Linked DNA regions of Homo sapiens: region 2 is linked to region 1. Evidence: chromatin contacts called from ENCODE Hi-C or POLR2A ChIA-PET data. All regions are on one chromosome and are shown on one strand. Each heading gives the region's core, a stretch centred on a gene start or an enhancer-like site at or near the end of the contact. The rest is flanking DNA. Distances are from core to core; before and after follow the strand shown.

Region 1 (3,367 bases), core at 386-2,885:
TCCAGCCTGAAGCCCAGAGCCCTTGAAGGATCTTTGCCCATGTGATGTTGGGGGATCACCCAGCCAGACCCCTGCCCTGCGTTCCCTCAGCTTTCTGGGGAGGATGAGAACATCTGAAGTCAATCGCATTCTAACAACACAGGGTTTCAAAGATAAAGATCAAAGGCAGAGGAGGTCAAAGAAACCAATGTCAGATTCCCCCCAGATTAAAGCAAAAGGAGCCGCACTCCCTGCAGGCTGAAGTCTCCAGGACGCCTGCCTGGAACCCGAAAAACTTCTCCAGCCTAGACTCTCAGCATCTGTCAGCTAGTGCTGTGGTAACAGAGGGCAGGTCACAGATGGACAGAGTCACACAGAACGGGTCAGGGAGTCCTGAGAGGGAGAGAGAGAGAGAGGGACAGAGATGGAGAGAGACACACAGGGAAAGCAAGACACAGCGAGCCAGACAGAGATGTTCAGAACGAGGCAGAGAAGAGAGACAGAGAGAGAGAGAGAGAGAGAGAGAGAGAGAGAGAAAGCAAAACAGAGAGCCACAGATGCAAAGTGAGGTATCGAGGCATAAAAATAGTGTCGGAGTAAAGCAGAGGCCAAGCCAGGCTGGGAGAAATCCTGAGCGCAGGACAAGGCTGGCCCCGGAGGCATCAGTGTGCTGTTGTGCAGGCAGAACTTTCCACTGATCACACCCCCTGCCCGTCAGCCCATCCTTGATCTGCCGTCCTTTGCCTCCACGTGGAGGCTGGCCTGATGTCTAGATGGAAGGCCGAGGCTCCCAGGCAGAGGCTGGCAAACAACCCACCAAACAGGCTGGAGGGGCCCCCTGGGGGTCAGGAGGGCTGCGGGGACCTGGGTCCTCAGGCCCCTTAGAGACTGGAAGCCTCCCACCCCCTACTCTGCTCATGGCCTGGCCAGACCTGCAGGGCCCCCATGGTCCCAAGCCCTCCCGCTGTGGCCTGTGCCTTACTTTCTCCCCTCTCCCTGTGTGCACCAAACTTGTGAAGCCCAAACCAGCCTTCCCCTCCTCCAAGAAACCCACTGGGATTTCTCCAGGCTTCTTTTGTCTGCATTGCAGCCTCATGGTTCAGTGATGCAGTGTTTGTGTTCTAAATGCCGTGCACAGAAGTTCTGTGTTCCCTCTTTCCATCTCGATGTCAAATCCTCTTCCCTTTCCTCTTCCCTCCCCTCCCCACCCAGGCCTCATGGCATGTGCACTAAAAGGCTTCCATGAGGTTCTGAAATGTGCTCTTTTCATTCAGAGAGTGCTCATTCCTTGACTGCCTTCAGCTGATCCTCAGTTCGGAGGGTAGGAAGCAGAGGACAGCGTCGTGCCCAGCCGACCGGGGAAGGAGGCCCAGGCAGGAAGCTTGTGGAGCTAGCAGAGCAGGTCTGAGGCAGGCTCAGCTCTCAGCCTTTTGTTATGGACTGCCCCCTGCCTCCAGCCTCTCTTCCTGAACCTCACTCAGGGCAAGAGTTGAGCATCTGCATTAGGCGGAGGCGGGGTTATTCCACCTTGCTGGCCTGGCTCAGACCTAAGAGCCTCATCCCCACGGGCCCAGCCTGCAACCTGGCCTGAACCTGCTCTCTCACTTCCCTTTCTCAGTGGTCAGCACCTGCTGAGCTCCCCACACCCTTGTTCCCACCCCTGCCAGGCACACCCTCTTCCTTTCCCCAGAGGCCTCCTTCTGGGCTGGTCCTGCTTGGCCAAAGCCAGAGGCAGGGCTACTCAAAGTCCAGTGGGGGGAGAAATGTGAACCCACAACCCACCCAGAAGGAGTGAGAGCCAGGCCATCGGGGACCCCCACATTCGCAGCAGTAGTTTCCCCACCAGACTGAAGTGTGTCTAGGGCTGGGGCCATGCCTGCTGGTCTCTGTATCTCCCAAGCCTAGCCCAGGACTTGGCACTTAGTGGATGCTTGGACAATTGCTGAGCAGGTGAAGAGGGTCCAGGCAAAAGACTGAAGCCCTGACAGCTTCGAGCTTCCCTGCCTTCCTTCCTGCCATCATGATGCCAATGACAAAGTGATGCAAAATAAAAATATCACTGAGCAAAGCACGAACAGCGTCACAGCTGATACCCACAACAACTCTGGTGCCCAAGGCACAGGAGGCTTGGTGACTTTCTCAAGGTTCCCCAAGCCAGTGAGTGGGGAGGGCACAGTTGGACTCTGAGTGTAAGCTCTTGGGCACACTGCTGGACCCCAGGAGAGGCGGGTTCTCACAGCTCCCCTGTGACCTGAGGTGAGTTCCATTTCCCCTCCGAGCTTCAGGCTCCTCGTGTGTGAAATGAGGTCTGAACTCCTTGGGTTCTTCATTCCCTTTTCTCGGTTAACATTTCCTAATAATTTAAGGGAATGAGATCACCTCCACCTCCCTTGATTAAGATTCATGCAATAGTTCGAGGCAAGACTCCTACCTTCAAAGATCTTACAGTATAGTGGGGGTGAGACATAGTCTATCTAATATTCAGACAGTGGGGCTGTGGAAGCCTCAGGGAGGGGAACTGGAGGCCTTCCTGGAGGAGGACGGGATGGGGTGGGCCCGCAGGGAGGAAGCATTTGCCCTGTGGATTTGTCAGGAGGGGAGGGGTGGGTGTGAATGGGAGTGTAGTTGAGAGGAAGAGTGCAGGAGGAGGACACCGGCCAGCTGGAATGGAGAAAGCCATGAGTTTCTAGCAATTTCCTTTTCCAAGCCCCTCTTGCAAGTGAGCATCTTTAATTTATTAAGGGACTGATTTGAAATCATCCTCCCTCTCTCCCTGCCCACACTCCACCCTCCACTGCCTATATTTCCCCTGACCATAAATTTCTTTTTAATGACAGTTTAGAAAATGAGCAAATCTCTAGTGACACTTTTATCACCCCCAGGATACTTTTAATAAGAGGTTTCGGTAGATTGCATTCTGGGAGTGGGGGGAGGGGGAAGGCAAGACGGTAGCTTCACCAACCTGCGCAGAGCTGTTCTCCCCGGTCCCAGCCCTGCAGCCCCCAAAACCACCCCTCTCCACCCCACCCCTACCTGGAGGCACCCCCTGACCTAGGACTGCAAATCCCTGGGTTCTAGCCCCCATGCTGACAATCCACTCACCTCGTAGCCTTGGGCACATCCCTTTACTCCTCCTCTCCCTCCCTCTCTCATCTGTAAAATCTTGCCTATGTGCAAGAGATAATTAGTGCAGACCTATTAATAATGGTTAAAAGCAATTAGCTGCCGACACTTGGTGCCACACCTAGTTACTCAGACTGGCAAATCGGGCCCCAGAATATTTCTCAAACTACAAACAGGGCCAGCTCAACTGGATTTGAAAGCATGGCTCTAACCACTCCACTGGTCACTGGGAAGTGTGTGTTGCAGGCCTCTTTTTGTGCTCACT
Region 2 (3,367 bases), core at 538-3,037, 50 kb before region 1:
CTTACAATAATCCTCTGGGGTCTGCTGCTTTCCCCCTTTACAGATAAGGAAATTTGAGGCTCCAGGACTTGAAGTAACCTGCCCCAGGCCACACAGCTAGGAAGTGCCAGAGCTGGGATTTCAATCCTGTTCTGTCTAGTTCCAAAGCCTCCACTCTTCCAGTTACCCCGTTTTCCACCACTGATGTCCGGTGACGTTAGCTCTCATTCCACTGGCCCCCAGCTCATCTGGCTCTGGGGCCTTTGCTGTGATGACCTGCCCTGCCCCTGCTCTGTAAGGCAGGCTTGGAGTTCCTAAGAAATAAGGAGCCTTCCCCAGGGTCCAGCCTCAGGGTGGAAGATGCTGGCAGCTAATGCTGAAGGCATGTATGCATGAGCAAACACTGCCAGGGCTGTGAGCTTAAAAATGGATCCCTCTCTACTCAGAGGGAACCCCATGACTCTGCGGTTTTTTAAATGCATGCATTCTTTATCTCAGGCTTGGAAACAAACATTGAGAAATTATTTGTGAAACGGGGGTGCAGGGAGTTGGGGGGTGCTTGAAGACATAAATCTTTACATTACAGTCTATTAACAGACTTCCTTCAGCGAGACATTCATGTGAACTGAGCTGGGGGCAAAGGTTTTGGGGGTGCTTCCCCCTGCCACCCACCCAGTGAAGGAGCAAGAGGAATGGGAAGAGCCACTCCCTCCCTCCCTCCTGAGGTGGCCACGCCTCCCCTGCCCTCCCCAACTCAGCTGTACTCACCACCGACTTCATTGCAGCAGCAGCAGCTCCAGGCGCAGCACCTCTCCCATGCCACACACGGCCCCCCGGTCCAGTTGCCACCCCACCCGTCAGGTCTCCAGCCTCCAGGAATCCCCCCAGTGACAGGGAGCAGCTCCGGGCTGCTGGCACTGGGCGCCCTGGGCAGCCAGGCCCATCTGACGGTGAAGGATGAGAAGAACCACCATGAACTCGATCACAGAGGTGCGGCTGGGCTGGGGCAGAGGGTGGGGCGGGGCAGGGGTGGGCATGGGCGCTCATAGGCCTCACAGTGAGTGGACCCAGCAAGTGCTGTCGTCCTAAGACCAGGAGTTACCAAGGATTTGGAGTCATCTGTTGATACCTGGTGCAGGGAAGCCAATGCCATCCGCATCCCATGCACCTTTTCCTACTCCTTGGTGTGGACCTGGTATTCTCTGTCCTGAAGACCCTGTCTGTTCATCTGGAGCTCGCTCCCATCTTCCTACAACACCCTTGCCTGTCCTTCAGGGGCCAGCCCCAGTCCAACCCTTCAGGATGCCTTCCTGGTCAGACTAGGGGCTTTTTCAAGTTCCTGTAAGAGTTTAAGAGTTGGGATGCCAAAGTTGAGTCCTTGTTACTGTCGTCTTACATCCTACCCCTGGAAAATGTCTTGTGCTCACCACGATCATTAGTTCCCTAGGACAGGTGCCAAGTTCTTGGGTGTTTTCCTTACATCTATGTCTCACCAATGCAGAAACCTGGGAAAGGTGCACAGTCAGTGCTCAGGTAAAGGTTTGTTAGCTGACTGCCTGTAAGTGGGGGTAGTGCACACCCCAGCAAGAGATCACATAGACTTGGAGTCAGAACTTGTTCTCTGACCCTCTCTGCAGCCCCTACCATGAGGACCCATGAAGCTGCACCGAGCTTGGCCTCAGGAGTGGTTCATTGGATCAGAAAAGAGAAAAGCCTGGCTCCCTGGGAGGCCCTTTTCAAAAATTGGTGCCAAATGCACTCTGCCCTTAGATACGGTATTTACTGGGGCACGTAGCCAACACCTTCTGAGCACTAGGGACCTGGAATGTCACCATCCTGCCTTGGCCCAGGCCACAGGGTGGTAGCCGGTCCAGGGAACTGGAGGCTACATTTTTTTGTCTTACAGTAGGATGGTCCTTTTGGCAGAGGAAGAGGGGCCTCTCCATAGCAGACAGGAGAACTGGGGAGCTAGTGCTTAGCTGGGCACAGTTTCAGAGGCTTCAGCTTTTAGGGGCATCCTGACAAAGAATCACAGAATGGTGTTAATTTCAAAAACAAAATTAAACCACTGTTAAATTCCTTTTTTTTTTTTTTTTTTTAACAATAAAGTTCTTAACTCCCAGGTCCTACTGGTATTTTATATGGCATGATCCTTCTCAAGCTTGTGATCTTAAGACCCCTAGCCTGCTAAAGAGTAAACTTGGTGCCCTCTGGCATGACAGGGAGAACTGGGTCAAAGGCCTACCCTCCCCACCCTGGGGACTGGGCCTCCCTTGCCCACCCTGGGGACTAGAGGGGTGGGGGCAGCATTGGAATTTGGGTGGCAAATTTCCAAACCGAGAAACGCCACCTAATGGCCCTGCCTTGGCTGATCCACGGAGACAGCAATCCAGGCCTTCTGCTCATTTTAAAACCAGTGCACTAGCAAATCACAAAAGCCAGCTGGACTTAGACTGACCTTTTTCCTTTCTTTTTTGTCTTTTTGTTTTGGGGTGCCTGACCTTCCTCCTGTCCTGGCCTTCTTTCCCCAAAGAGAGAGAATCCAGTGCGGTAAGTGTTGGCACTCTGGAACCCGGAGGGGTGTTTGGGTGCTGGGAGGAGGTGGGACTCGGGGCTCCCAGAATCGCGGGCCTGAGACCAGTCAGTCGGTATCCAAAGCTGGCTTCTGGGTTCCCGCTTCTGCTCTGTGGGTTGTAACTAGGGATTTTGTTGTTTGTTTACTCTTGCTGAGCTGGGAGCTTCAGTGCTGATGTCTTAGTCCAGAGCCAGTGGCAGGGTGAGGGGTAGCTACTGTCATAAAATGGGAGCTGCTGTCGTCACCTGTTGAGAGTGACCTTCAGTTGTGGAAGCCCTTCCTCTCTCCAGGCTTTAGGTCTGCCATTTGTCAAATGAAGAGCTTGGGCTAAATGAGCTCTAACTCCGTTTCATATGAGAGGTGATACTCTGAGAGGTCAGCTGACCAGCCCTGGATCTTCCATTGCGAGGGGCTTTGTGGAGTCTCTGGGCTAAACCCAGGGCTAAGGACCCAGGTGTCCCATGTTCAGGGCCAAGGTTTTTACCACCCCCCTGCTAGGATGCCTCCTGTATGATCTTGCATCCTCCTCATTCCCTTCAAACGCCTGCAGTTTCTCCCTGCTCTGGGCTTTCACTCGATTTAAGAAAGTGCTAGCAGGCGAGCATTAAGGCCAGGCCGCCTGCGTGTCTGCCAGCTCTGAGATTTGTTGTAAATCTTTCTGATCACACTGAGGCTCCGAGGTTCTGTTTCAAGTGAATAAGCCTTCTGAATAAGCGCAGTGGAGTCTGGATAAAAAAAATCCTCCAGCGATTAGCAAAGCTATTTTATTCCTCATCGCTGTCCTTGTATCTGGGGCCATCTAATCTGTTAGGA

Evidence for each region. Hi-C counts contacts between places; a loop is a spot of excess contacts on that map. ChIA-PET counts read pairs that join two places held with the same protein, here RNA polymerase II (POLR2A). Pooled maps may share reads with other maps.
Region 2: a pooled map shows a loop between it and region 1 (4-fold over the local background). The contact joins two enhancer-like sites. A Hi-C loop is called at or near these places in 5 of 168 maps with a recorded cell type or tissue (B cell, ascending aorta, astrocyte of the cerebellum and 2 more), 1 of 37 single-sample maps with no recorded cell type and 6 of 50 pooled maps. POLR2A ChIA-PET finds 5 or more read pairs at or near these places in 6 of 52 experiments (AG04450, BJ, GM10248 and 3 more).

Annotation. Positions count from the first base shown.
Region 1 is chr15:70,013,284-70,016,650 of GRCh38, reverse strand. The region is part of intron 2 of LOC101929129 (a long non-coding RNA gene); the gene reads left to right. Among named protein-coding and RNA genes, the nearest start is that of MIR629, 65 kb to the left of the region's middle. RefSeq lists an enhancer at 1,246-1,749. Within about 2 kb of position 1,635, at least 4 of the 41 ENCODE cell types and tissues checked have a DNase peak (open chromatin) inside an H3K27ac peak, as active enhancers do.
Region 2 is chr15:70,063,616-70,066,982 of GRCh38, reverse strand. TLE3 (TLE family member 3, transcriptional corepressor) reads left to right here. Exons shown (of 20, transcript NM_001105192.3): 7 at 765-969; 8 at 2,513-2,529. Among named protein-coding and RNA genes, the nearest start is that of MIR629, 14 kb to the left of the region's middle. Within about 2 kb of position 1,787, at least 2 of the 41 ENCODE cell types and tissues checked have a DNase peak (open chromatin) inside an H3K27ac peak, as active enhancers do.